Regions from separate parts of the Mus musculus genome. Here region 2 is linked to region 1. The links are chromatin loops, found by intact Hi-C in ENCODE. Cell type or tissue: left cerebral cortex. All regions are shown on one strand. Links, peaks and the distances in the headings refer to the core of each region. The heading gives the core; the rest is flanking DNA. Region 1 overlaps Mast4 (microtubule associated serine/threonine kinase family member 4). Region 2 holds the start of Gm30050 (a long non-coding RNA gene).

The links. Hi-C counts contacts between places; a loop is a spot of excess contacts. Peaks named below come from ENCODE experiments on the same cell type or tissue, not always from the same donor. Only the 100,000 strongest peaks of a DNase experiment are listed, where the experiment ranks them.
Region 2: a loop joins it to region 1, with 2.4 times the contacts of the local background. A loop is called at or near these places in 3 of 42 quality-filtered maps.

Annotation. Positions count from the first base shown.
Region 1 is chr13:102,927,861-102,943,529 of GRCm38, forward strand. The region is part of intron 4 of Mast4 (microtubule associated serine/threonine kinase family member 4); the gene reads right to left. It overlaps Gm30106 (a long non-coding RNA gene), which reads left to right. Exons shown (of 4, transcript XR_382843.4): 2 at 4,970-5,103; 3 at 10,368-10,577. Among named protein-coding and RNA genes, the nearest start is that of Gm30106, 28 kb to the left of the region's middle. In left cerebral cortex, for the core only: no CTCF peak of the experiment used is centred there; DNase peaks (open chromatin) are centred at 6,035, 8,156 and 10,463; H3K27ac peaks cover 329 bases.
Region 2 is chr13:103,088,790-103,104,458 of GRCm38, forward strand. All of the region lies in intron 3 of Mast4 (microtubule associated serine/threonine kinase family member 4), which reads right to left. Gm30050 (a long non-coding RNA gene) reads left to right here and starts at 8,271. Exons shown (of 2, transcript XR_382842.1): 1 at 8,271-8,354; 2 at 11,853-12,123. In left cerebral cortex, for the core only: CTCF peaks have their summits at 5,534, 6,030, 8,219 and 12,415 (motif pointing right); DNase peaks (open chromatin) are centred at 5,964, 6,907, 7,651, 8,143 and 1 more place; H3K4me3 peaks cover 3,169 bases; H3K27ac peaks cover 1,315 bases.

The DNA.
Region 1 (15,669 bases), core at 3,443-11,442:
CTGGGGCTTTTACAGCTGCTGTATAACCTACTGGAGTCTTTGTTTCCATGCCTAAACTCTCAGGGGACATTTTTTTCTACCTTGGTGATATAGGAAAAGTGGCTTCACATTTGGAAACGAATTCTGCCTTTGTTCTGCCCGCCACCCCCCAATCTCTTATTACACACATTATTGTCTCAGCTGTCCACATCTTGACCAAGTTGGGCCTGCTCTCTTGCCTATTCTAAAGGCCCCTCATGACTACACAGACACACTCAGAGCAATTATAAGAAGGCAAAGAAGTAAGTCTCGAAACCATTCCAGGCCTACTGATTGCCTAAGGCTGGCATAGAGGACTTGCCTGGCTTGGTAACTGGGAAAGGAAAGCAGGCACAGGACACACCTCAGGGAGCCTCAACAGACAGGAGCACTTCAGATTTCCCAGGGGGCAAATGGGCATCCCTCTAGGATATCATGAGGACCACTGCCCTTCCTGTTAGAAGCCTTTTTTTTCTCTTAGCGGTTTTACCATTCCCTTCTCAACTCTGCCCTGTAAAAGGTCCCTGAATGCACAAAACTGTACAAACAGGCGTCAGTCAGCCTTCAGTGGCACTCTACTCATGATCAAAACTCCATCTTCATTTGGCTTTAAATCCACTTGCCTGGTCCTCCTCCTACCCCTGTCTTTTCCAGCTCCCATGTATGGTGTGTTCATATGTGGAGACTCAGAATCTGTCCTGTGGCCACTTCATCCAACCCCTGGGCCAGGAGTTTCAACTCCACTTCTCTAGCCTAGGAAGCCAAAACCTGTCACAGCATCCCCTACTAAAGCTGCTAACAAACCAACAAAACACGCCCCGGTTTCCTTCCACGAGTCTCCTCCTCACCAGATTTCCTGACCTCTTCAAGAGAACCAACAACTTTTGGAACTCTAGCAACAAGAACCTTGTTCTTTTCCTCAGGGCCCTCTTCACAAGCAGGTGAGCCTTCACATATTTAGAATATAGCCTGAGTGCCTCTGCATCTCCCATTTCATTTAAGCAGTGTGAATTCTCACCTACACCACTCCCCTAACCCATCTTGTCCTCTATACAGCAGGCAGGGGAAACTTTGCAAAGGCAAAGCAGAGAGCATCATCTCCCTATGTGAGAAAGTCAGGCACTTCCTACCAAGCGTAAGAAAAACCTGAACTGGCTTCCTCAAGACTTACAACCCGGTCCTCAGGCCCTTCTGCTTCACCCTCCCAGGAAGCTGCATCCACAGTATTCTTCTCTGGCTTGCTTGTGGTATGCAGCTCCTAGTGGTCTTCCCATCGTTCAGTTCTAGCTCACACGCCTCGTGTTCTCAGAAACCGAAATCTCTCTAGCTGCCGTAATTTTCCTCGTATCACTTGTCTCTAACACGTTTATGGTACATCATGAACCTCAGTCTCTGTACCCACTATGATGTCAGTTTCTTAGGAGCAGAGATCTTCTCTATTCCATTTGTTATAGGATCCTTGATTGCTAGTAGGTACACAGCATCACTTCTTGAAATGAAGTTTGTATGACTGTCAGGCTACATGCACAGCTGAAGATGTGTGGTCTAGGACCTCTGTGACCTCATATATATATATATATCATACATATATATAATATACATATATATATATATCATACACATATATAATATACATATATATTATATATATCAAATGAATATATATTCATTTATACATATGAAAAACATATATAAACATGAACATATGTATGAATAAACTGTATACACACACACACATTGAAACAAACAGGACTCAGAGGGACTCTGTAAATGGACCCCAGCCTCTTAAAACAAATACTAATGCAGCAAGTAACAAAACCACATGTGTGGAAGAAACAGGATGGTGCTGGGAGGGGCTAAGCCAGGTGATGCTGAAACTTTGCACTAGGTGTCTATATGCCCTAGTCCAACCCCATGGACCAAAAGAAAGGCTAAAGACGATGCTAAGGGAGATAAAGGCAAGATGTAGGACAAGATACACACAAGATCTGAAGGTTTGTCTGCTAACTGTACTCCCCAAAGCCAAAACACAGGCTTAAGGAGGGAGAGAAAGAACCCAAAGGGAAGTGGGAAAACATGCTTCAAGGATGCAACAATCATATAGAAAACAATGTGCTAAGGCAATGGCTCAGCAGCTAAGAGCTTTGGCTGCTCTTCTAGATGACCAGGGTTCTACTCCCAGCACCAGCCTGGTAGCTCACATGGTGGTCTGTAATTCTGGTTCCAGAAGACGCACTGTTCTCATCTTCATGGATACTTTCTGCATGTGGTGTACAGACACGTACACAGGCAAAACAGATATACATATAAAACAGGAATACATTAAAAAAAAAAAAAGAAGCGATGTCAAATGGAACAGGCACAGGGAACTGAAGATGCTGAAGGCAGCCTGTGTGCTTTCCATAACTGTGGATGTCTGGGGTATATAAAGTTTGGAATACCAATTTTAATCAAGTTTTATAGAAATATAGAATTTTGTTTACGTTCTTTAAATCTACATTGTTAGCACGCAAGATACGCCAGTGTTCTTTAGGGAAGAAATATATCTCACTAAAAGAATGTCTTCCGGGGTTGCAGAGATGGCTCAGCAGTTTAAGAGCACTGGTTGCTCTTCCATAGGACCTGGGTTCAATTCTAAGCAACCACATAGTGGCTCACAACAGTCTGTGACTCCAGTTTTAGGGAATCCCACATCCTTATACTTCACATAGATATACATGCAGGCAAATACCAATGCACATATGATAAAAATAAATAATAATAATAGAAAAAAAAGAATGTCTCTCAAGTGGGATTGATGTGAGAAAAAAATCACCCTTATAGATTGGAGATCCTTCATAATCTTTAGGGAACCTCTTGGTGTTGACATGCAAGGCCACCCTGGTACAAACGCCTCGTGCGTGAAAAAACTCAAGTGTCTCTTTCACGTCATCTTCCTCCTCTACCATCAACACAGACTTTCCTCCCTGAAAACTCCGGAGACCTTCTGGGGCTCACCCCTCTAAACCTGATTCTGCTGGTGTGTCACGTGACCTGGTCTTTGCGGTGACATCCCTGAGATGGTGTCCCCTCAAAAGAGCAACGGTTCCTTTTCTGAAAGGCTGAGGCTCTTCAAACTGACTGTTCTGCCATTTTCATTCCACTTCCTGAAAGGCAGGGTCAGCTTGTGAAAAGCCGTTAAACAACATTCACGGTGTGACATAGCGTCCCTTGCTCTAAACATTCCCTGTACAAAGCGTTGCACAGAGATACCTGTTGAAGTAATTTTATGGGAGACTTCTGCCCCTCTCTAGCTTGTGTAGCTCCTGAATAAAAGACACAGAAGCCTGGTATTTTTATTAACCAGCTGTAAGTCTAGACTAAGCAGGTTCTGAACTATTCCGATTTACACCCCAGCCATAGGCTCCGGGTTGCTTGCTTCTTGAGCCCCCCCAACCCCCAGCTTGCTCTGTTCCATGTGTGTCTCAGGACAAGTGCTTGTGGTCTAGCTTAACTCATGGTGACCTTCTCTTCCTCTTCTTCCTTTTCCCCTGTGGTCCTCTTGAGGTCCCTCACTTGATTGAAATAAATCCTGCCTTCCTATCCTCTCTGCCTAGTCCTAGGGTGCAACCTCTTATTAGCCAACCAGGGATTATTGGGGGGCATTCTTTAGAGCATAACGGTTAATACACTACCCCAAGATCAGGATGCAGTGTGCACAGGGGCACACCACTCAGATTCTGAACACAAGCATACAAGACTAACCCCAACAGATATCACTGGGTTTTACAGTGGCTAGGTCATACAAGAAGGGAGTGTGGAAGCTAATGACTGGCTGCCCATGTCCTGTCTGAAAAACAATGATTTTTATGACAAGTACCTTTAAGAAACCTGAATATGCCTCTGGTGGTGGCACAGGAGGCAGAAGCTGGAGGATCTCTGAGTTTGAGGCGAGCTGGGTCTACAGAGTGAGTTCCTGGACAGCGAAGGCTTGAAAACCAAAAACATAGAAACCTAGATCTAGATCCAGATTGTCTCAGGGGAAAAAAAAATGTTTCTTACAAAGGGAAGGTTACTCAAAAGGTCAGAGTGAGGTGGCCTGGATTGCTGAATATCCTTCAATTTACCTCTAATAGAGCCTCTTAAATTCCAGCTTCCGTCAAAGGCAGGGCAATAAGGTCCAGTCACATATAACTAGGTGTAAGCATGAAGAAAAAGGACCTCAGAGATGAGTGACTGACAGTGACTAATACCTCCTAGGCAGGTATTAGTTAATATCCACAAGATATTAACCACAGGCATCCTTCCAAAGCTGTTTGCTGAAGATGCTACATGCAGGTGCATAGAACACATGACAAATTGATTGGTAACTGAAGGACTTACTGGACCACTGAACTGTGTCTCCTTCCCATGCAATGACACCAATCTCATGGTCAAAAAAGCAAAACTCATCACTGAGAACATTAAAGAAAAATGCTATATAAATGTTGTATGCTCAAACAAAAGCCACAGATCTCTGATGAGTGGGGCAGCATTCCTAAATTCACATTTCCCTGTACTTTAGAATGACATTAAAATGAAATCTAAGTAGACCAAGAGCTCCGTGCACTCGGGCCAATTAATCGCCAGTGAAAGGGCACGGGGCTCCAACAGTGGTTGTAGGCAGGCAACCTCCTTTGAACAAATTGCAGATAGGCACTTTAATGACTATGGAGAAAATATGAGCTAACATAACGGCAGTCAAATCAGTTCCTACAGGAGGCAAAGCGCATTAACTGATATGATGATATCTGCCGCCAAAATACCAGCCAGGGAGAACAAGAGGCTGTCAAGGAAAGACGCTGCTGCCGTGCCAAGACAGCCCAGGGACAGGCTTCACTTCAATATGATGGTCTCAAGGGGAGCATGGGTTTGCTTTCTAAATGTCAGCTCTTTAAGTGATTTTTATTGATGTCTTTTTTTTTTTTTAAAGGACTCTCTAGTTACCCCTGACTACCAACAGGAGATCCCACTTGCTTGGCATGACGGCTTCAGATGCACTCACCTTGATAAATGATAGAAATTTCCTGTCACCCTCAACTACTCTTTCATGACCATGCAGTACAGGTAACAGTGTCCAGACCAATGTGTATCATTCAAGTGCATTGCTAAGCAATCTTCCAGGTGAGGGAGATCCTTTGCTAAGTCCTCAGTAGAATCAGTTTCAGTGTCCTGACATAAAAGGAGATGGAGCTGTTACTGAGACCAGTGTATGCTTTCACAAACATCTGCCCACAGTTCAGAATGGGATGTGGCTTGGTGGTTTGAATATTATTGGCCCATGGGAAGTACTTTTATAAGAAGGTGTGGTCTTATTGGAGAAAGTACATCACTATGGGAGTGGGCTTTGAGATTCTATGCTCAAGCTCCACCCAGTGCAGAAGAGACCCTCCTCCTGGCTGCCTGCCTAGAGAAGACAGTCTCCTCCTGGCTGCCTTTGGATCAAAATGTAGAACTCTCTGCTCCTCCAGCACCATGTCTGCCTGAATGCTGCCATGCTTCCCACCATGACGATAGACTACGCCCCTGAAACTGAAGCCAGCCCCAATGAAATGTTTTCCTTTCTAAGAACAGCCTTGGTTATGATGTCTATTCACAGCAATAAAATCCTAACCGAGATACCAACCAAAAACTAGAGTATGCAAGGTCACCGAAGAGACCAGACCCTGGCCTTGCCAATTTCCCATTTATGAAATTCTTTTCACAAGTTATTTTTCTCCTTTTTAAAGCGTCCTCATTTCTATGATGGAGATACCACGACTACATAATGCTACCTGTTCTAGCCTCTTGATGTTGAGACCTCAAATCGCTTTGAGGGCTGCCTCAAACACCACAAACAAACAATTGGGCAGAGTTCAAATAAACAAACAGTAAGAAACAACCTCATTGGGCTTTCCTTGGGTTTGCATTAGAACTAGTATGTGGGAAGAGTCTCTGAACTGGAGAGTACTTCACAATTATGGAGCCAAATTGATTTTGGCAGAGCCTTGGAGTGCATCGTGCCTCTCTGGGAGCCGTGCCACTCGGCGGTGCCCAGAAGCTAAGTGGGTCAGAGAGTCTCTCTGGAGAACTGAAACCCCAGATTTCAATAGGGAGAAAAAACATAAGCCTGGCCCAAGTCTGGATTCCCTCTTAACCACACAAATTAATTCATGGAGTGATAGCCATAGGCCCTTTACACATAGTAAAGTGGGAATCATTTTTAGAACCTCCTCTGGACATCTCTGAAAATATGAGACTTTTATCGCAGATACAATTCCTCAGGTTCCAAGTGGGCATCTCAGTCCTGATTTGGGAAGAGCGTCTACAAAGTGAATGCTGCACAGGCGTGTGAAGAGTCACTCTCTCCCCACCATCACCACAGTAAATACTGCTGAGTTAAAAACCTAGTTTTTAGCCCCTGAGTCCAAAATGGAGCCTTCGAATGCTTCTCAACACAAAGTACTCAGTGGATCCATCAAAGTGGCAGGCAATCAAAGAGAAGCATCTAACACCAGTAGACCTTCGAATGAAGAGTAACTTATGTTCACTCCAGTGTCTTCCCAAAACTTTTTTCTACTTTCAGAGGATAAAAACAACACTATCACATAGTTTTATCTCACAAACCAATATATTCCACTTTTCTCTTACATTTTATACATAACTCACAATAAGAAGCTTAAAAATAAGCAGTGTTTCACAAGTCACACATTCCATGTTATAAGGTATATGGGAAAGACAACAGATTCCAATATTTGGTTTAAAGAATTGTATAACCAAAGAGCATCCCCCACGCTCATGTGCACAGATCTTGGAGTGTCAGCCCAGTGCTATTTAGTGCAGGTTTTCATTTTTGAGAAACTACAAAATGGTAACAACAAGCCAACAGCCTGGAGAAAACACACCCTGCAATCCTTCTCCTTGTGTGAGAAATGGTGCTATCTGTGGAACCCCTTTGGTTGCTCATAATATCAACAGCTCAGGGCAGGACTTAGAGAGCCTTTGTTGTGGAACTGTGGGCTACTTGAAGCTTTAAAAAAATGCATGCTATAAAGGTTGATATGTGCAAGACATGGCAAAGTATGATTTGTACAGAATTCTCTATGTTCTAGCCCTCTATGAAGTCACTGATGAAAAGAAGTGTTTTTAGACATGAATACAGGACTTAAGACTCTTCAGTGTGTTACTGTAGCAAGGACTATATTACATGATGCTGTCATGTTCTCTGATGACTGCCCAAGGTCATTAATCACTAACTTAAATATTTCTTATAAATTCCAAATCAAGAAAAGATGGAGAAGGTCTGGTATGGTGGTACACATCTTTAATCTTAGTACTTGGGAGGCAGATGTCCAAGGCCAACCTGTCCTATGTAAAGTGAGTTCTAAGCCATCTAGAGCTATGCGTTGAGACCCTATCTTTAAAACAGAGAAAATATCAGAGCTCCAAAACCAAAATGTTTTATTTCATCAGAGGGATCAATTATGTTCTGCTGTATCCCTAAACATCAGAGACTTTCCGTGAAATACTGACATTAGGAATCTTACTCAAGTGTCAAATGTAAAAATACCCTGTACAAAAATTTGAGTTCTTGCACAACTTCATCTCAACCAAATTGATATATTATATGAAATATAATATATATGTATATCTATTGCTGTGGGCCTAAGATTCAAATATAACTCAGCCATCTATTGTGCTGCAGCTGGCTATAGCTACCAGAGTAGCCTTGGCACACAGGATATTGACCTGTGCCAGATGTGTGTATCTGAAGTGCTGTCAGAGCTAGTCAGTTATTTACATCTGCCTATCCAGATGTGATTCAGAAATGATGAAACCGTTGTTTGTATCTAAATAGAATTTCACATCCAGCAAGTATCTTGAAGTCAGAGAGGGCATTTTTTTCCTCAAAAGTCTTCAACACACACACACACACACACACACACACACACACACACACACACACACCACACACACACCCCACACTACCACCACCATCACAGTGCATGACAATAATTTACCCTTGACAAATTAAAGAGGAAAACACTCCACAGAGTATGCTGTACAATGCATAACAACTGCTTGTATTCATAATCTGCAGGATGTCCTGAGCCAAATGTGGTCTAAATATACACATTCTCACACTCTTAATGGCTTTGCCTGCTGCGGGGGTTAGCTAAGTTTTTAACAACTGTTTCTCACAAAGCCCGAAGACATTTTCGGCATTGTCTGCAGAGCACTCACCAAGTGAGGAAATTATTGCCAAATAGTCCAGTATCTCAGGTATGGAAATAAAATCAACCTGATATGTTATTAACTCTCAAAGCCACATGACCCAGTAGTCCAATGGTAGGGTAGTTTAATGGCTCAATCTTAATAGTAGAGAATACAAATAATTACAGTCCTGTATCCACAACTGGGAACTTCTCCAGCTGTGGGATGTGTCCAGGGGTTTATAGAAGGTAGAGGCAGACCTCTGGAGCTCTGGCTATCTGATCCTTCATGAAGCCAGAGGACTGGGTTTACTTCCCTGTAACTGGACACCTCTGTGGATTCCAGCTAATACCTGTTCCTGGTGCCTGCTTCCCTGTCCCCAGCTCCTGCCCTGACTCCAAATCTAAGCCATAGAACAATGGAGTAGCAGAGTATTGCAGAGCATCTGCATAATTTGAAATGGGCTAACAGATCTCCGCTGAGGCCTCCCTACCTTCCTTCATCTTAGAGCATCACTCCACCACGCTGTTGTACCAGAACATTTCTACTTGGTCTGCCCAGCAATCATAGGACTCACATCACGCAAAGCAAAGCCAGCATCTACCTTCAAAGCTGATTTCTATCTCTTCCATCACAATCAAATGAACCCCTTATTCTCTTCCTCTCTCAAGAAGCCACATACTTGATTAAGCACATCCAAGATTGGGAAGCCCTCGTGTGAACTGCAGGAAGGAGACTCGGGTTTACTTCTTTGTCACAATTCTCCCAGGTTGTGGAGCCATCTTTCCACGGGCTCCATTAACTTCTCCTAACACCTTCTGTGGTCCTCCTTCCCGCTCTTATGCCTTCTTTCCCACCCTTTGGGCTTTTCCGTGCATTCGCTTTTTCATTCCATCTACATCAAGCTTCTCTAGTGCAAAAATCCTGTTGGGCTATCATGCTTATCACACTGCTTTCCAAATTAAGAACTTCTAGACCTTTCCTAAGTTAAACCAAACCAAATCAAACCAAAACCAAAGCCAAAAACCAACCCCCCCAAAGCAAACAAACAACAAACGAACAAAAAACAAAACAAAAATCCTCAAAAGCAAAAAACCATAAAACCTCAAAAAAAGCAAAACAAACAAACAAACAAAAAAAACAAAACAAAACAAAACAAAAACAAAACACCCGGAAAAATAGACAGTATATAGTCTAATCCCAATCTTCCTTTTCTATGAAGGCCCCTCTATTCGCTTGAGGGGACTAATCTATGCAAATTCCTCAAGGTAGGACTTGTTCTCTATCTCTGAACATACTGCCAGCAATCCTTTCATATCTGTTTTTCCATTCATCCTCAAAGATGCTCTCTCCTCCTTTCTACACACTTCCTAGACATCCTTCATAGTTAGGTTCAAATCCAGCTCCCGAATTTGATATCCTCTGGTGACCCCACTCATGTGACGTTCATAATGTATCTCTGTGGCTTGGAGTTTTCCACACTAAGAACATTCTTCACACTTCTCCCCTGGCAACTGAGTGAGAGAGCAATACATTTTGGCCAACTGACTGATATACTTTAGCTGACAAGATTCTACAAAGAATTTCAAAGCCTTAGCTTTAGACCACTAGAAAGGTTCATTTTAGGTGCTAAGTTCTCTTAGTAGACCCGAGTCTCCTTCCTGCAGTTCACATGAGGGCTTCCCAATCTTGGATGTGCTTAATCAAGTATGTGCCTTCTTGAGAGAGGAAGAGAAGAGGGGGGTTCATTTGATTGAACTAGGAAGATTATTTCTGAGTCTAGCACAATGCTAAAAGGATTACAATAACAAGATGCAGCTCTCATTTTTCCACAACCAAACTTACAAAGTGGTCGAGTAAAATAGTGTCTCAAAATAAGCAAGCAATGTAAAGACATGTATATGTATATGTATATGTATATGTATATGTATATGTATATGTATATGTATATGTACAAAGTCATACTTTGAAGCCCCCAAAAGGCAGAAACCAGAAACAAAGTGCCTCGGGAAATGGGAACACCAGTGGGTTCTGAGTTTTGAATCCCAGTTCAGTCACTAGTGTCTCTCAAGATGCCACTGTAAGGGAGAAACCAGTCCTGTGCATTAAACATTGTGTTTTCTTATTCCACTGTGCAGACACAAGGCACAGCATGTGACTGTCATCACAGTACCTGGCTATCACACTTCAGCGATGCGGATTCTCTGGCTGTTTCTCCAGACACGTCTGAGAGCTCCCTGAGGCAGAGATGGAGTCCTTCCAATATTCATCCCCCATATTCCTGTTCATAGCTCTCAGAACACAGGGACTGCTGATTAAGTTAGGGCCCATGAAGGCCCATCAGCGAGGTAAGAAGTTAGCAGACAGCAAAGGGCCATGATACCTACAGCATAGGCCTGTAGCAGAAGGAGGGGCTGGGAGCCTGTGGTACTTTATCCATTTCTCTTTTTGCATTTAACGAGTCGGGCAGCCACCCTGCAGATGGAAAACCATGACTTCTTGAGAGAAGTACCAGTGGACTGTCCTTGAGATAGCAAGGGTTGCATCTTTCCATGCATACATACATAGGCCGAATAGCATCTAAAGTCTGGAAAGTCATTAAAGGCTGATGTGAAAACAGGGAACACAAACCCCCTGAACTGGAGCCGGCACAGTGGTCATGTTCTCGTTCTTAAAATACCTATTTTCTTCAAAGCAGCCACAATTCCTACCACATGTCTCTCCCTGAGCCACAGTGGTCTGTGAAGCGTCTATGAAACATCACCAGGGGTATTCTGTGCTGGTTCATGTTTCTCGGAAAAGGCCGGGTGATCAAGTGAAAGGAGTTCTAGGCTAAGAATAGAAAAGCTGATCTAAGTCACATGATCACATGATTTAACCATTTCTCTTTCCCCCATGGTAAATGTACCATGCTGCCTTCAATGGGTCCACTTGAGGATCACAAGAGCAGGAAAGGTCCAGACACCAGTGTACTTACTCCCCAAGGCTGCTGTAACATATCACTGCAAATTCAGGATATTAAAAAAGGGAAAACTTGTATTTGCATGTTCTGGAGGCCAGACAGTAGTATCAAGAAATCCCCAATCGTGATGACAACAGGCCATGGTCACTGAGGCTGTAAGACAAAGTCTGTCCTTTGCCTTTTCTAGCTTCTCAATGCGTTAAATCTCTGCCTCTCTTATTGTGGATGTGTATGCATATGTACACATTTCTGTGCATATGTGCAAGTCTGTGGAGGGCAGTGATCAATGTTGAGTGGTGCTTCAATGGAACTCCATTGTATGCATGTTTTGTGTGTGTGTGTATTTACTTACTTTTTGAGACGAGTCTCTCACTGAATCTGGAGCTACTAAGTCCACTAGACAAACCCTTGGGGTCCTCATCGGTCTCCCCAGCATAGGATTAAACCTGCTGCCCAGCCAGCTTCTTATATAATTGTGAGAAAGTCAATGTCAGGTCCTCAGGCTTGAACAGCAAATGCTCTAGCAGTGGAACCATCTCCCCAAGTCTACCCTGCTCTCTTTTAAGAACTCTGTGATTAGACAGAAAGACCACAGGATGCTGTGGGAGCATCTATCTCTTCATTTCAAAAATCCTTAAACACATCATCTGCCAAGGCTCTTTTTTTTCAGGTAAGGTAGGTTCTGTCCGTGAGGATCTGGTGTCTTTGGGGCCACCATTCAACTCTTGATACGAAATCAACTGCATTACGTGCACCACACGATTCATGCCCCATGTCCTTGGCTTAGTGCTTATGATTGCAGCAGGATAAAATTTCTTCCAAGTCAATGTACACCTCAGACTTTACAAAAAAAAAAAAAAAAGTCCCATGAAGGATTTGTATTGCATTAAGTATAGAACACCACCAGCCAAGTTTGGAAAAGCCTCATTGTACTTGATTTTTAGTTACCAACATTAGATCTCATGCAAAAAAATTTTCTAACATAGTTGAGTGTTACATATTCTTTTTTTTTTTTTTTAATTTTTAAAATAGCCAGACCTTCTGTTCGGAGAAGCTGGAGAGGAAGAATTGTATCATTAATGCTCCGCTGTCAACTGCCAAGAGCTTGAGTGGCATTTGTAATGTATGGCTAGTAACAGTTCAGAGTAACCCCGAAAGACAAAGTCAGGGAGCTACTCAAAACTGCAGTGGGCTCCCCCCAAATGGCTATGTGCCCTTGCAGTCTGCCTGATTCATCTCTTCAACAGATAATCGGGAGAAGCTAGAAGTGGGTCAGCTCACTCATCTTCCCGATGGGCCTTTGTTAAGACTGTAGTAGGCGTCACACACTAGGGACCAGGCATTAAACCAAACGGGCAAGTCCCTGCTAACCTGGATGTCTTGTTCTTTTTGGAAACCATCAAAAACAAGAACAACAAATGTTATGTGGCAGGTGGAAATATTCACTGCAGGAGGTATCATGAGGCAGTGAACAGGGGAGGGGGGCCTGGGGGAGGGGGATGAGGAGCTTTAGGCTGTAGCTGGGGAATGCTGTTCTGTTGCAGTAACAGTTAGTACAGACAGCAGGGGAAGAGAACCGTGTGGGCACTGGGTGGGTGTTCCTTTAGCTGTTCCGGACATCTAGAACATCGTGTTGTGTTCAAAAAGTAGGACACACTCAAAGACTAATAGGGTCATGTCAGAAGGACCCAGCTTAAAAGGCTTCCCACGGACGAAGCTTACTTAGGACAGCATGACAGCCCAAAAGAGGCACAGTGGTTGCGAATTATTATAGGCCAAATAAATGTTTTCTATTTCTTGTTTAAAAATGTATGAGTCAACAGTAACATGCCTAAAATTGAGAGAAAAAAGAGAGAAAGTTCCTTAGCTGATGAATTAGTGACAGAAACCTGTGACAGATTTCAGCACAAAACTCATCCAAACAAGGTCATCCATGAATGTAAAAGCCAGTATGGGTAATTTTGTTGGTATTCACATGAAATCAAAATATCACCCCAAGCAGGGCTTAGACACCGGGCTTCAGGCCTCTTGCTTGAAGCCACACTAGAGCATCCCCAACTGTCCTGGCCAGGTACTGGGCTTCAGGCTTCCTGGTAAGGAATAGCTCCATCCCCTCTTGCCATGTATCTTGAACCCAGGTCTGAGCCAGAGGGAACTACTGCACAGTGTAGATTGTGTCTAGTGTAGTGACCCACGGCAGAGTAGCGGCTCACTTCAAATCTGTCAACGTTCAGAAAAGAAAACAAGTGGGGGAAAAGGTGAGTTTACCAGCTAAAAGAGGTAACAACAGGCATTGCTGTGGATTTGGTCTAACACTTGCATTATGTTAATTGGGTCCCCAAATTGCACGAGAATCCACTTGTAAGATGCTGAGGGTCCCTGTCCCCAGTTGGTTTTCACTGGTAAATAAAGTTGCCAGCAGCCAATGGCTGGGCACAGAGAAAGAGGTGGGACTTTAGGATTCCCAGCAAGGGGACGGAGGGAGGAAGAAAGAAGGGAGAACTGCCATGATGGGAGAGGAGAAAGACCAGGCCTGAGAAATGGAGGACATAGAGACAGCCAACATGTAAGAGCTGGGGAAGTGCAGTCCCAGCCTCCCCTGCCCCCACCATGAGTCTAGGGCAACAAAGATGGAATATAGATTTTAGTAAGTAATAACTTGGGAATATCAGAGGAGAGGTGTTAGCCATGTGGAGGTTTGAGAGTGGTCCATCCATTGAGCTGCTTAAAGCATATTAAAATATAAGGCTGTGTGTGTGTGTATGTGTGTGTGTGTGTGTGTGTGTGTGTGTGTCTTTCATTCGGGAACTCAAACATTGGGGTAGGTAGTGAGGAAAGTGTGCTGCCGCCACTGCCACATGGACAATTTGTGTAGGTGACAACTCAAGGGGATTTTTGATTTTTAATTGGGTCCTGATTTTTTTTTTAAACAAACCCAAAACAAACAAAAGCAACTTCCAGACTTCAGTGGTAGAATGTTTGCCTAGCATGCAGAACACTCCAAATTTTGATGTCTAGTACCATTAGAATTAAAAACAAAGACAAATAAAACGTTTATAGACAGTTGTACCTCCATAGCCAGGCACACATTAAGGTCCTTGACAGTGTCTTTTGTTATATTTGTTGGTCAAATAGTCACACTGTGGTTAGGAAGGAACACAGACTTGCTCATAAGATATAAATGTCAAAGTATTTGAACATTATTTGTTTAGATGCCTGAAAATTACTTTCAAATACATATAGGAGTTGCGAAGGAAGAATGGGCGGGAGGGAGTACTAGACAAGAATGGGGGGGGGGTCTTAGCTGGCAAATCAAGGTGGCCAGGGCTCTTGACTGTACTGTTCTTTTAATGTTTTTGGAGGTTTGGATTTTTTTTTTTAATTGAAGAAATAAGAGAAAATTCTGGGAGGATAGAAAATCATAAGCAACAATATAGAAACCTGCTTAGACTAGTCAAGAAAAAAAAAACAGTTTAGGGGGCTAGAGAGATGGCTTAGTGGTTAAGAGCACTGGCTCCTCTTTCAGAGGTCCTGAGTTCAATTCCCAGCACCCACAGGGTGGCTCACTACCATCAGTCATGGGATATAATTCCTTCTTCTGGTGTGCATGAAGTCAAAGCACCCACATCCATACAGTACATAAACAAATAAGTCTTAAGCAGCCCCATGTGACCCAAGAAGATGACTGAGGGGTGGTGGGCAGGATATGAGCAATAGTAGACAGCTGCTGGAAGGTTCTGAGCAGACGAGGGAGTGCTGGACACTCGAGACACAGACAGAGGACAAAAGCTGACTCAGTAGAAGGCTGGCTGAATCATTACAAAAATCTATTGATGTGGTTCAATAGCTTAGACTAAGGTGGTAACTGTAGAGATGAAGAGTCAAGTTTGTTGCAGAGATTTTCATTTCCCATTATGTGGTAAACTATCTGACCAAAAAAAACCCAAAAAACCAAAAAAACAAAAAAACCAAAAAAACAAAAACCCAACGTATGTGAGAAAGGACTTCTTTGGCTCACAATTCCCATTGGAGTCCATCATTGCGGGGGAGTCAAGGCAGTTAGGAACCTGAAGCAGCTGGTCATATCCTATCCACAGTCAAGAAGGCACAAAGGACAAGAAACTGGTGGTGAGCTGACGTTCTCTACTCTTCACAGTCCAGGGTCCCTGGCCAGCGAAAGGTGCTCTACACTGTGAGCCATTGTTCCCACTCATCAAGGTAACCCTCCTAGCATCCCGCACATAGTTCAGGTTTAACTACACGTGATCTCAGATGGCTCTAGACTGTTTCATATCAACAAAGCTAACCACCACATACTGCTAATGGCACCTTCCAACCCAGCACACTCAGAGACCCTCACCACATGGTATGTGCACCTTGAAAGAAAAGATTAAACGTGAGAAATTAAAGATGACTTCTGAACCAAGCATGGAGGCAAGAGAACGACTGTGAGTTCAAGGCTCACCTGGTCTATATAA
Region 2 (15,669 bases), core at 5,071-13,070, 160 kb after region 1:
TGAGAAGCAAAATAGGTGTGCTTTCCACGAGAAGGGTTCCAGTCAAAAGTGTGGGCATCTGTTATCTCTGGCACCAGGAGGTAGCTTGCAGGAGCAAGGCAATTGTCCTGGTATGACCCTAAGGTAGTTTTCTGATGTACACCATGAAGCATGTTGGCAACCATTCCGACAAGGTAAAATTGCGCCCCCACGCTTTGGGCTAATGATCTAGTGCTGCCTCTAGCCATCCCCACTGTAATAAGCATGCTCCCAAGTGGGTGGCTAAATGGTTTGTGCCCTCTCATTGCTGGCACTGATACTATCTGGGAACTCGAGAAATAATACAAAGAGTTTTCACGTCCTCCCCTTACACACACCCCTACCTGTCCATTCAGAAAACACAAACCACATCTTCTTACTGGAAGAAAGAAGGCCAGACATAGCTCTCCAGTGATGTCATATGGGTGTCATGGCTTAAGGAAGAGTACATTTCAGCCATAGCTGTGTACCCCTGCCAAATGGTAATGGAATCCCTGTGTACCAGGTCCAGAGGACAGGCAAGAGGAAGTTCACTGATAGCAACAGGGACTTCCAAAGTTTCTCTGAGACAGTGATGAATAAAACCAGTCCTTACAAACCCTCTCTTTTATTGACAATGACAAAACATATCATGTTTGCTATAAAGGGAATGGAGACAGATACAATGTTCTCATACCATCCAGACATGAAGGGGTTAATCTGTTAATCCATTTCTTTTAAAATCTGGATGATATGAAGAAAAACAAAATAGATTTTAGATGTTGGTTATGATGTGTGGTTTTCAGACTTTTTATACCTTGTTGTGATCCATCTTTAAGAACTCTGCAGATAACTGCTATTTGTTTCCTGGGGAGGAATCAAACAGCCTGAGATCACACAGTACGTGGTACACATGAGATGACTTTCAACACTCAAAAACACGTGCAGGCTCCTGCCTTCTGTCCCATTAGGCAGGCACAGGCACCCATGTGCATGAGTGCATGCGGGTGCGCGAGCACACACACACACACACACACACACACACACACACACACACACCCCCACCCTTGCTCCGTGTATGTATGCATTTGCATATGTGCATGGTACACATTTTAAATAAACTTACACGTTAGTGTTAGCTAGTACCCTGCTCTCTTAACCACTTGATGCCCCGTCAGCTTTCTGACATCACTAAACACATTTCAAAACCACGATGTTAATGACAGTGCAGCCCTCTATCATGTGTACCTCGTGTTATCTGCCAAGCTCCCTGTTTATGGTTGGTGCCAAGAAAAGTATGTAATTCTACGCGAAGTTGGTACCGTCTACTTGTATTTCATAATTTATGTGAAATATGTTTCTAGTAAATTCAAGCAGCCTATTTGCTTTTGTTAGGTTCTAGTGCCAACAATAAAATGATTGGTTGCTTCACACATATTGATTTTTCTAAGTTCATGTGATTCTCAATTTTTATAGTTTATTGATTAGCTTGTCTATTATCTTCTTCAGTCTGCTCACATTCCTTTAAGTAATTTCATTGTTTGGAGCGCAACATTATCAAAGTTTTAGGACCTATCTACTCTAAGGCATTTTTCCCCCCGACAACTTAAAAATTTTAAAGGTATAATAAATAAAACCATGTGACACTTCAAAGAAGCAAGCAAGAACTAAAGAATGAAGAACAGTCTGCTACATATGTAGTCAAATCTGAGCAGCTAGGGCACACATGAGAAGAGAAGATGTGAGCACAGAGTGCTCATCACTGGATTAAAAGATGCAAACTAGCTCACCTAGGAAGGGAGAGTAGGTCTGCTCATGGGCCATTTTATCATATGTGTCTAAACCAAGTCATTGTATGGGCCTAACAAAGGGACAGCGCCCAGCAGAGTGGGTGGAGCTTCCAGGGTCGGGGAATGGATTATAAAAGGTGGAGAAAAGTGTCTCAGTCATTTTCTTTATCACCCCTCAATAAAAGGACTTAGTATTAGGCAGTAATTCTGCAAAAAAAGGCATCTCTGGGCAAACAGATGGATGAGGTAGAGGTTGTGGATTCTAGGCTGAGACCTGTTAGAGGGTAGTCTGGCAGACGAATTGAAAGTGTTCTCCTGGGTTAGTCCCCTCACGCAGGGCTGGGTGCCTGAGTCTCTGAGCCCCTCTTCCCACTAAGCTCCTGATCACTCTTTATTCCTAGAGATAAATAAAAATATGGATGGGGCAGCTGGGGCAGTGGTCTGAGCTTCCTAATGCTGCAGTCCTTAAATACAGTTCCTCCTCATGTTGTGGTGAGCCCAACCATAAGATCGTTTTCATTGCTACTTTATAACACTGATTTTGATACGGTGATGAACTGCAATGAAGATATGTGGTATGCAGATGTTGATATGTGATCTCCAAAGGGGTTGTGACCCACAGGCTGAGAATCCCTGATCTAGTCACATGGTTGGCTACATCTTCTAGATTCTGGGTTCTATTAGCTGCTGTCCCCTTCTAACCACTTTCGTTCAGGAAGTTGAACATCCCCTTGCTGCTTCTGGCTTCTGCACAATCACCTGAGCTTTTCTCATGCTCCCCACATCACTGCACTAAACATCTTAAACTAATTTATGCACGCTGTGAGTCAATTGCCCGGATACCGGTGACACCCTTATTTAATTACTTAAAATAATACTCTACACAACTCTGTAATAGCACAGAAGAGAGCTAAAGTTAACGGGAAAAGTCCTGAGTGTTACCCCTGTGCTAAGAAAGCACTCATTCTCTTCAAACTTCCATGGCTATTGTGCACACGCAAACATGGAGATTCAGAATGGTGAAGAAACCTGACCCTGGGTGCAGAGATATTCCACGTCACTGAGCACAAATATGATCCTAAAGTCTAAAGACTTTAAGTGTAAGTCTATAGTTTTAAAATAAGCTATTCACAAGTACAAAAATCTAAAGTAATATAATAATTTTAAAATATAATGATTCAAGTATGCTATAGAATTAAGTATGTAAATAAAACAATGAGATCCTGGGAAGATTAGCATAGAATGCAGTAATTGTGGAAAATTCTATGAACAACTGAGAATTTACTTTGGTTTATAATAAGCAGAAAGAATTTGAGTAAAATAAAGAAAGGTGGCCCGTCATGATGGCGCATACCTTTGATCCCTCCTACTCAGGAGGCAGAGGCTAGCAGATCTCTGGGAATTCAAGGACAGTTTAGACTACATAGTGAGTTCCAGGACAGCCTGGGTTATATAGAAATCCTGTATAAAAAAAGAAAGAAAGGAAAAATAATTGAAGTAATTGTAGGAAAACAGGATACAAGTATATTGGATAGCCTCAAGAGCGATGAGACAGTCTTGGCACGCCATAGTGAGCCTAGAAAGGTAGAGAAAGCAGAAGAAAGATGAAGTGCGCATTCTTATTCTATCCTGGAGGAGAAGGGAAGTTTGGTGGGAACAGGGTTGAGAAGCAGGCCGGACAGGACAGAGCCCTGAACCCTGAGGATACCAGGCATCTTCGCAATCCAGGAGCAAAGAATGTTAGACCTAAACTCTACATATGTTCATGGAGACCTCATGGCTTGGTAAGAGGATGCAAGTGATGGGGAAATCAAACTTAGGAACAAGGGTGACACAGTGAATTATTCTATTATTCACAGAATGATTACAAAGATAGATAATAACGTGTTAGGTTCTTAACTATGGAAAAAAAAGGAGGATCCAGTATAAATTTATTGATTGATTGATTGATTGATTGATTGATTTTTTTTCCTGAAACAGGGTTTCTCTGTGTAGCCCCCAGCTGTTACAGAACTCACCTATAGACCAGGCTGGCCTCAAACTCAGAGATCCACCTGCCTCTGTCTCCTGAGTGGTAAGATTAAAGGTATATCCCACCATGTCTGGCTTCAAACTTACTTATTTTTACATCATTAACCTTTTTTATTAAGATTAATGACCCTTAGAGTATAAATAAGCTAATTTTTTTCTGAATTCAAAGATATATCAGCATTACCTATCATAGCAAGCTACATATCATGCCTGTCTCCAAGCAGAAAGCAAACTGCCGATGCATAAGAAACACCGTTCGTGTGTGCTTCTAATCGGTCTAACAAATTAGGCGGTCATTCGAGCAAAAGCTCATTTATGCCCCAATGAAGTTCTTCCTGCTTCAGTGAGATCTACAGGGCTTTCTAGAATTGCTGGAGAAGAAAGGTACCTCATCCCAAGAGGAATTTATTCCCGAGTTTGTCTACTGTGCTCTTCTAACTAGATGATTCCAAATAGCCACCCAGAGCCTTCGAAGGAACAGGGACAGAGTGGTATCCCCACATAAGGAGAGTGTTGGTAAATCTCAGATAAGGTATAAACACACTTCTAATTACATTAAAGTTGGCACAGAAGGGACATTGACATGTATATGACTGGAATGACCTACACTCAAGCACAAAACAGAGGCGATCTGATACTCAGATCAAACATAAAATCTCCGTCCCTTTCTCTGCTGTCTAAACTTGAATTCTAGACCAACATCAGAGGAAAATAAGGCAAAAGACTAGTATGGGCTCTTTATTAGTTTTTTTTTTTTCCTCCCTAAGGTGTGTATTGGGAAGTGGAGATGAGATCAGGAAAAGAAAGAAAATCAAACAAAGCCCATGCATACTGGGAGTCTGAAAGATGAGCCTCTAGCTACTTTGTTGCTGTGCATCACACAGGGAACTGAGGATACACTGTTTGCACATCCTAATAGCTCATGCTGCCTTGGAAGGAGACTTGCAATGGGAATATTTAATGGGAGAAGATGATGCCTAGGAGGCCACAGCTCAACAAGACTGCAGGAAGAGAACCGTAGAAGCCTTTCTCAGACACTTCACACCTCTCACACCTGCCTTAATGATACTGGGTACTCTATGTTCTCCAGCCTCGGAATCCATCACTGGAGATAGAGGCACTCTCATTAAAACAAATAAGAGAGAAACATATAATGGAAATCACTAAAACAATTAATTTCCCTGACAGTTAAAAATTATGACCCAGAGATGAGGGATATTAGGTCTGAAAGGAGCCAGTTATCCATTGACAAATTAGACCTGTCTAGAAATTCAAATTGCCCAAAGTCCAAGGTCTGCCCGAGTCCATCAGTCAGCTTGCCTCCTGTTCTGAGATGCTGTCTGAGAAGTTTCCAGAATCTAACAGTGAAAGCCTTTGGGGGTTGTTGCTCACACTCTTCCTTCAAAAGCAGTGGCTGAAGTAACCATCAATAGCACTGGAAACACTAACAGTCTACCCAGGAGACAGGAAGGTACAGCCACTTAAGACAGAGGCTCAGAGAGGCTACCACTTATGAGGTAGCCTTGCTCTGAGGAATTATATGTTCTGACTAAAATTGTTTTTTTTTTTCCTTTTTACAAAGTCCAAATTTTAAAGACATTACCAGTGTGTCTGCTCTGAAGAGCTAGAGGTACCGAGATCTTAAAATAAGTTCCAAACACACACTGTAGGCTTCTGCACTGAACACATATTGCATTATTGTAAAATTAGATTTTAGAAAATTAGAATACTGTGCACTTCAGATTTCTGTCACTAGGCTTTAAGTTATTTAAAGATCTGGTTAGTTCCGCATACTGTTCATTTATTCAATGCATAGACTCTCATTCTCTCTAGTACATAGCACCCTGCATATTTACAACTGTCGTGATCTCTCTAATCCGTGTTTACCGGCTTTCCTAATGACGGCTCTAACTTAATATAATATCTAATATTTATTATACTAGGTGATCTCTCACTTTAAAAACTCAAATATACCCACATCTTGATTTTCAAAATGCAAGAGTCCTGTGTTAAAGCATGTCATGTTTCAGAAAATTAAACAGAGCCCATGGGAGATAGGGATTGTTCAGGATTCCCGATACACTGGTGTCAGAGGCAGGGATAAGGAGATGGATGGAGGTTTGCTCTTGGTTCCGCTACTTCAGGTCCACCTCACCAGCAGCCGGAGTCCTAACCTCACTAGGTGGCGTTCCTCTTACAAGTTCTACAGTCATGTCTGCTGTAATGCAAATGCAGACTTTTTATTGTGTCCTCTACTTACACTGGAATTTCTTGAAACAGCTGCTCTGTGTGTGTGTGATGTCTTTTAAAATATGAATTGTCTTGGGGACAAGTCGGATGAAGCAAATAGGGGGCCTGTGCAGGGCTTGTAACTGAGAAACTTTTAGACACTTCCACCCTCGATGTTATTTCTTATCGTGTGAAGACCCAGTTTCTCACTCACAATAGAAACTGTTCACTCCTGAGCAGGATATACTGGAGGAAATGAGGTGTCCCAAGACCAGACTTGCTACAACAGACATCATGCACTCTAATTCCACATTAGCAAGTCAAGTGCCTTTGTTTTGTTATACATCTCTTTAGAAAGATGCAGCTCTAAACTTTAAGTTTGAAAAAAACGACTCCTCTTCTATTTCTAAATTAAAACTCACTGAACCCAGCCACCTTGCAAAGCCCCCAAGCTTCCAATCATCTCTGATGTCATTATAAAAAAAAATTACAGAACGAAAAAATAAAACCCACATAAATTTCTTCTCAAAAATATATTTTAAAAAACCCACTAAGTTAAATTACAGGGGAGAAAACACCAACACATTGCTATCAATTAATAATAAGTCGGCACGACTGGAAGTTCCACAGAACATCACTGTTTTAACAAAGAGCATTTCCATATTTAACCAGTGACTCCGAAGGGGGCAGGAAGACACACAAACAGCTGTGCATTACCAGAACTTTATGGAGAGGACGAAAACAAAGAAGAGGAAGTCACAGCAGCGACTGTACATTCAAAAACAATGACCACAGGACTCTCAAAGGAGGTCATCTGTTTACTTAGGTCTGGAACAATGGATGGCACTGAACCCCAACTTTTTCAATCCCTCTCTTGTCTACCCACAAATAATCCCCTGGCTTGGGCGCAGCACTATGATGCTAACTGAACATAAAGAATGTCACTATCAGTAGCTGACAACACCCAAAGCAGCCGGCTAAGGGACAATGACTCAAAGGGTCACCAAATAAGCATTTCTTAGCATGTCGTCTAATCTGGACCCTCGAGCAGGCATATTGTCTTAATTTCAAAAATAATGAACAAGAGCTCAATAATGGCCAGATTCTTTCCCAAAGGAAAACAAAACAAAACAAACAACAAAACACCCTCCCCCCCCCCAAAAAAAAACTTTATACAACAAACAGAGCCATTGGTAGACAAATACTAATTTGAATACATTTAAGCTATGGCTTCCTTAAACTCAACAACTGCCAGGCAGATGGGGGTTTTTGTTGGTTTTGTTTTTTAAGTTTTCATATTTGCTAAGTTTTCACTTGGCATACATTTGTACTCTAAGAGAAAGACAGAGAGTGAATTAGACAAAGTTGAACACAGAAAAGCAAGGGGGGGGGGTGGCACACACATCCCTCCTAGTCTCTTAAACACAGCCAAGTCTGATCCAGTTGCCAGTAGAAACTTTCATTTCACCGACAGGTAGACATCTAACAGCTGCAGACAACTGCCTGGCAGTCACACAGATGCCACCAGGAGGAGGTGACCCTCTGTGCAAAACTCAGTCCTGTGTTCCCATTACTAGACGGAGTTGTTACTGCCTCAGACTTCCCTGACATTTCATAAAACACCCGAGCTTCTTATCAGCTGCCGCCACCACCCCAGACTGAACTATTCCTGAACAACCATGCCCAAAGTGTCAGACTAAAAGTCCTGTCTATTGTCTCTGACAAAAGACCCTCCCCTCATTGAACCCCACCATGTGTCAGACCTGTAACGAGTGCCCCAGCAGACCCCACTCCCAAGTAGATATTAAGAACTGAGCACGCAGCCCAGTATAGGAATGTCATGGGAACTTTGAAATCCTCAATGGCTCGCCACTGACAAGGCTGCACGTCAAGAATGGAAGGTTCGCCTACCTGGAGCCCTCTCCGTCTCAGAATGCTGGACTCATCCATCTCACTCTCTGCTTTCTCCGAGCCTGTCGCCACAGTCTGGCCATGCTGTACTACCTCTACTTGGCCACGATAATTCAGAGCCCCCGCAGCTGCTAAACACTTACATCACGCTCTAGCTGATTGGAGCCTGGAGTCAGCTGGTCCTGCTTAGTTATTCACTCCACCAACTTCGGAGATCACGGATGCTCTTGCAGTTCGCAGTTCGCCCGCCGCGGAGAGCGCAGCAAGTGGGCTCCGACAGGCACCTAATGTATATCGCCCCCGCAGGCGGAGGAGACTTTCGCTATCAGACTGGAAATTCGTGGGATCCCTGTTTTGTTCCTCCAAATGCTGACTGGTGGTTTTCCAGGCAAGCAGGTAAATGGCTTTCGGCAGCAACTTTGGGTCAAGCCCCTTCTGAGGTCCAGAGTAAATCAGCGCTGATACATACCTCTTAAAGCAGCAACTGATTGGGAAGGCAGAAAAAAAAAAAAAAAACGGAAAGAAAAAAGAAACAGGGCCAGCTGGCTACATCCAGCGGCACCACCGCTCACTCCTGGTGCTTGTCTTTTTTAACCGGTATCAAAGGAAATAAATTGTAGCAGAACACACAAGCTGCTGCCTGAAATCTGAAAGAGGGAGCTCAGGGCGCGGCTGCTCCTCAGCCATCCTCCAAGGAGCACTTCCCACCCGGAGAGGAGAGCTCCATTCCGTCACACAAACATCTCTCTGGGTCAGTTCCCAACCCTAAGGCACAGAGTATAGATGTTCATTTCCCCCACCCAGAACTTAGTTCTGCTGATATGGGACCAGCATGTAAAAAGAAGGAAAACCTTCTAAGGCCCATCATTAGCTGGGATATTAACCTATTCCTATAGCCTTATAAGCTGTTGGGGGTGGGGCAGAGGTAGATTTCCATCATGTGCAATTTCACAGTTTGTTTCAGCTTGTTTATTCCACTCATCTTCATCTTACTGCAATTCAAAGCAACTACCAGATGAATATTAGGGTTCATTACTGGCAAGGCACAGGGGTAACAATATACGATACTATCAATTTATAATAAATAATTCCTCCTGTGTCTGCTCTAAAGATACTTAAATTGGGGGAACTGTGTGGTCCTCAGGGAGGCAGGCGCTCAGTGGTGTGTCTGAGAAACACCTCCACAGTTACAGATTTGTCTTCTTGGAAAACACGGGAAAGCAGCCCTAAAATTATTTAAAATATCAGTGATTCTTGGACTCTTACCTATTCCAGAGATCTAAAGATTTCCAAACGATTCAGGGAGGGGAGAAGGAAGAAATGTCTGGTAGGTCTTTACAGACCCCCATCCCCCCCCTTCACTTTCTGCTCCCTTCCTGCCTGTCAGCATGCTGGTAGCCTTGCTATCAATTGATTAGATTATGTCATTAAAAATAGCTCTGGGATTTATGAATCTAAGCACTGAGCCAGATTGGCTGCATTGTACAGTGCCAGTCCTTGCATACAACCCTAGACACACAAAGGAAGTCCAGTTGGACTGTCCCTAGCTGAGGTTCGGCAGAGAAGGGTGTCAGAGTAGTTTCTACTTAGATGTGTTCATTTGATGCCACTTAAGGCAGAAAGCCCCAGACAGTTTTTAGCTCTGGCTTATATGTAGAGAAATGATGCTATGTCCAGAGAAGTGGAGGGGGCACACGGTCTGTGTGTGTGTGTGTGTGTGTGTGTGTGTGTGTGTTGGGGGGGGTTGGAGGGAGAGCACTAAACTGGTCATCAAACAACTCAAAACACACCAATAAACTTGGGCATAAGGCACAGTTTGAAAAGAAGATGCCTTCAAAACTGTACATCCTGTTTAAAATTGAAGGTGTTAAAATAGTCTGTTCTTTTTCTCTTGATGGAAAAGAAAAGCCCAATTAAAGGCAGCCAAATGGGCTTGTAAAGGTCCCAGGAGAGCGGCTCCCATGCTCACTGCCCCGGGCACTTACACCTCTCCCTGGGAAATGAAGACCAAGAACCACAGAAGCGGTACCCACGGCCCCTTCACTTTCCAGTAGTCCTCAAAGAAGCACCAAAACTTCCCTGAATTCTAAGAGCCCTCCAAAACCTGGGCAGCCATAAAGCCCATATCTATGTCTTTGAAAGTCTTTGCTGTCTGCTTACAGACTAAGAAGGAAGGCATACTGATTTTAGGGGAAGAAGCATTTTATTTTTTCAACCATAAAGCTCAACTTTGGAAAGCAAAAGTCACTCATGGTTCTTTTTTTTTTTTTCTACTTTTAAAGATGTGGATACACACACACACACATGCACACGCACACATGCACACACACACACACACACACACACACACACACACACTGTAGCTGTTTTCAGAAACACCAGAGAGGGTATTGGATCTCATTATAGATAGTTGTGAGCCACACCATGTGGTTGCTGGGAATTGAATTCAAGACCTCTGGAAGAGCAGCCAGTGCTCTTAACCACCGAGCCATCTCTCCAGCCCCCATTCATGGTTCTTTTTACAAAACAACAACAACAAAAAACACCACTAATGTGTTTACTTATGCATACATGGAGGGCAGAGAACTCTGAGGACTTGTCTCCTATACCTGGGTTATGGGACTTGAACCAGGGTCCACAGGCTTGGAGGTAAGCATCTATACCTGCTGAGCTTGCCCCCCCCCCCCCACGGTGTATATATGTGTGTGTCTGTGTGTGTGTGTATATATATATATATATATATATATATATATATGTATATGTATATGTATATGTATATATATATGTGTGTGTGTGTATGTGTGTGTGTGTATATATATATATATATATATATATATATATATATATATATATATATATATATATATATCTTTGCGTTGAAGACCATGATCTTCAGCCTGCTAGTACTTCAGGAAAAAGTAAAGCTGCCACTAAAGAGAAAAAGGGAAAACACCTTTGCTCTGAAAATAAAGACCACACTTTCCTGGGAGGCGGGGAGGGAGGTCAGAAGCATCTTTTCTGTGATGGATGGTGGAAGCTGTTTGGAAGTGCCACCAGAAGATGCTCTGGGGACACACTGTCAGAAAGGTAGCTGATGTGTGTCTCTGATAAGCAGAGCCTATGCAGCAGGCACCTTGGAGGTAGAACCGCCTTGATGCACAGGTCTGAAAGGACTGTGGCTGAGGACAGAGAGTGTGTCTCCTAACAAAGGGATATTTTGAGATAAAAATCTAGGTTAGCATTCCACCCTTAACTAAGTCTAAGATGAAGATTATAACCGTCAAATCTAGTATGAAAAAAAAAGTATCGATTACCTGTCAAAATGTATCACTTTGAGAAGTGATACACATACATTTTAAAGAAACAAAACAAGCCAGGGGCAAAAACATTTGGGACAAAAATGAAAGACTGCTGAAAAATCACATCAGGCAATAACGGCTGAGCGGAGGGAACAGTAAAGGGAAATTGCTACACTTAGCCTTTGCCGTATATTTTCTCATCAAGATAAGCCATGTGTTAAAACGCAATAAAACCCTCAAATGATGACACTATTCACAGGTAATAATTGGGATCCAGGCTAATTTCCATTAATAAACTCATTTTTCCCTGTGATTTTATACCTTCACAGAACATGTTCACAATATTGAGAGAAAGTTCACAAAACACAAACTTCAGTACACATCCCCTTTACGTTTATATTCAAATAAGACAACTCAGTGGGCTTTGTCATGCATTGTGGTCTAAATCAAGGGGTTTTGTAGTATTTGGTTTACAAATATTTACATGGGTACCTCACAACCCCATCCACCCTTGGCACTGTTTAGGTCATGAGACATTCAAAAATCTATGGTCGCTAAGATAGAGGTCAAAATGACATTTCAATAACTATTGCAGGTCAGTGTCTTCCAGAGACAAAAACAATTCCAAATTCCAATCAGGAAAAGGAACATTTGGCCGCTTTTCACAAAGAGGCAATGGAGATTCGTAGCCACTGGCACAGTGTTGATGTGTGACCTAAGAATTCAGGTCTGACTCTTGTGGGATGTCTGTCTACGACCTATTTGGAACCCTGTATCCAGAAGATCTGGGTTGGTTACCCTGCATCAAGGTTTCCTTGGATTGTATCCACCCTCTGGCAATTGAATGCTTATTGAGTTTGTTTGTATACATGGTTTTTGTTGTTCTTTTTTTGTTTGTTTGTTTTTGTTTTTGTTTTCGAGACAGGGTTTCTCTGTGTAGCTCTGGCTGTCCTGGAACTCACTTTGTAGACCAGGCTGGCTTCGAACTCAGAAATCCACCTGCCTCTGCCTCCCGAGTGCTGGGATCAAAGGCGTGCGCCACCACGCCCGGCCTGTTTTGTTTTGTTTTTTAATAAATATTTATTTAATGTATATGAGTACACTGATGCTCTCTTCAAACACACCAGAAGAGGGCATCAGATCCCATTACAGATGGTTGTGAGCCACCATGTGGCTGATGGAAATTGAACTCAGGACCTCTGGAAGAGCAGCCAGTGCTCTTAGCCGCTGAGCCATCTCCCGAGCCCTGCATGTTTGTTTTTTATAAAGCAAAGGTACTTGAGATTTTCAGATCTACCCTCTGCACCTGACTCCCCCGGCTCCATCTTCCCCTCCCAGCAAACCCAGCCTTTCCTTCTGAACATCTGTCCACCCAGAGGCCCCATGTCAAAGGAGGGAGAGGGTCTCATCTCCCCACAAAGAAGGTTCGTTCTCCCTTGACTTTCTACCTGACCCAGAAGCAGCAATGGCAGAGGAACGCCAGTTTGCTGCCCCCCAGCCCCAGCCCCCCAGAGCACTCTGTAAGCTTTCTGGAATTCATCACAGCTCAGAGGGATGCTTCTAAATGTGTTCATGCATAAGTGTGGTGATGACAGTTACTTCTCAAGAAGGGCTACAGATAATGACAAACTAGTCCCATCATCGTATCCTGTTAAGATACCTGAAAGAGAGAGAAGGCTTCAGTGTCTTACTTAGTCATTCCCCAGGGAAGTCAATATTGCCAAATGGATACATTCACCCACTAAACCACTAATTATGCTTTCCATTCACAAAATTACTACTGTTACCAATGAATCTGTTTGCTGCCTTTTTAATTAAAAAGTTTTGGGTCATATGGGGCACAAAGGGGATGATCATTCATGAGAAGGCATACAAAGATCGACTGTGGTAGCAATCATGTCCCTGTGTCTCTCTGAATGGGACGGAGACCCATAGTCATGGGCTTTGCTCAAGAGCCTTGTTTATATGCCTATTTCAATTCCTCCTTAATATCTGTACGTTATTTCCACTCCTTTCACTTATAAATCATAGTGATTGACATTTGTTGGTCATATACTATATGCCAATCAGTCATCTCACTGACCACCGAACAGCAACATTCCCACACATCAGGTAAGCCCTGGTCCCCACCATGGACGAGGAAACTGGCATCTGAGGGGTTAAGTATCTCCTAAGAGTATACAGCCAAAGACAGGCAGAATCAAGCCACCAACTCAGACCAGGCTGGAGTCTACATCCCTACCTCCATCCTTTCCTCTCCTATAGTGGTTAAACCAAGGAGAGACAGAGATATGAAGGGCACTTAGATCCCTTCCCCTCTATGGGGGAAAATATCATAAGAGGTCAGTGATCAGAATATACCAGCAAGGGCATGGAAACCCCAAGGGATGTTGGACTTCTAACAGAAAAGGAGCATCCGAGGACTGAAAGGCCTTGAGCAGGACTGGCACAGAGAAGGGGAGGGGGAGGGGGAGGGGGAGAGGGAGAAGGAAGAGAATATCCAGAGACAGGCTGGGGGAGCAGCTCTGGGTCTCCTCTCAGTCTGACCCATGGGTCTCTGCCTTCTCAATTACACACTTCCAAATACAAGCAACACTTAGCTACAGTCACACTACCTACGCATAGCCAAGGGCATTCTCTCAGCTGCTGTGCCAGGCCCAGCATATGTCCCGGGGGCGGGACAGTGCTGGCAGCTCTTTATTTCATAGCCCAATAACTTTTCTGGAACTCGCCACCAAGGGAGTACTCCTTAAATCCCCCTCTCCTTTTCCAGCAAATGACTCAGAGCAAGACTGTTCTACTCTGAGCAGTGCTGGGAAGGAGAGGGGAAATCCCAGTTGTGACGTCATTCTCCATTCTCCAGAAGTTGCCCTGCATAGGCAGCCAGCCAGACCTATCCGGGCTTTACCCCAGACAAGTGTACAGGCCATGGCAAGTCCCTCAAGTCCCCCTTCCGGAGCCTCCTCTTTCTTAGGTGTCAAGGTATCGTGGGCTTAGGGAAGAGGAAAGGGAAGGGAGTGACCTGATGGGAAACCAGCATCAGTAGAAACCAGCATCAGTGTGCTGGGGGGGGGGGGGGGAGCCCGGCACAGCTCTGCCTGGGAACCTGTGGCCTTCCTCAGTGGTACACAAGCAGGACTTTCCACTGTTCTTCCTCCTCCTACTCAGAGCCTCTCAGAGCCTCTGCCTCCAAGGCTCTTGGCTTCCAGACTCTTCTGTCCAGGAATTTACTGAGGGATGAGGAGAGGGCCGAGGCCTCACTCTCCTCTGTGAGAAAGTGGAGCCCAAGGCACACTCTATTGTTACCTTTAATTCAGTTCAAATGGCAGGTGGGGTCAGTAGCAAGCATATGCCTATGAAATATGCTGCAAGCCCACGCTTCTCGCACCGAGCTCCCTTCCATCCCATCCGCCTGCAATCTGAAGACTGTCTCAACGCATGCAACCTGTGATTCCTACTATGACACACGCAGGATTTCGCTTAAGGCCTTTTCATGAGAAAGCTACATTGTCTTGACATCTGCATCACCATTTTTTATCTAATTATTTCTGGCATATTAGCCATCAAATCACTACTGACAACATGATAAGAATCACGGGGTTGAAAAAAAATTACATCCTGGGAGGAAATAATAAAATATAAATCACACACATAATTTTCTTTTGAACATTTTAACAATGACACCCTCATATACATATGAAATATAGCAGACTATCCCCATAAATGCCCTAGCATCAATCACAGTGGGAAAATATCCTCTACTTTGCGAACACACGAAACCAACAAAATGTAGCATTTCTAATAAAACTGGATAATACAACTTCATTTTTTTTCCATACGACATTTATGAAGTTCTGACAATTGGAAAGAGCACCAATATATATATATATTTTTCAATTATGTCCCTGAGTCTCTAAATGGTGCACAGCTAACAATGGGACCATGAGCTGGTACGTGGGAAAACTCTATGTTTCACGTTCATAGATCACGGGAATGGGGGCTTGAAGTGACATGGGTAGTATCATTGTGACATCACCTATCAACCACACAAGCTTCAGACAGTCCTATGTTGACACGGTGATGATACGAAGGGAGCCTGAATCGAGTAAGTATCTTATCAAGCTTAGAAAACAGTGAGTCCTAAAATGAATATGAATAAGATAAACCTTGCCATAAAACACAAAGGCTGATTTGTTTTTAATCTTCTGAATGGTATTCCTATCATAGTAGATTTGTTGGTCCAGAGTTTATAAAAAGCTCTGTCAGGCTATATACAATCAACTTACTCTGTGTGTCTGTCTGTCTGTCTGTGTGCAGATGGATTTGTGCACAAGAGTCATCAGAGCCTCTGGATCTGGAGGTCTAGGCCACTGAGCCACCAGGTATGGGTAAGAGTAACTGAGCTGGGGTCA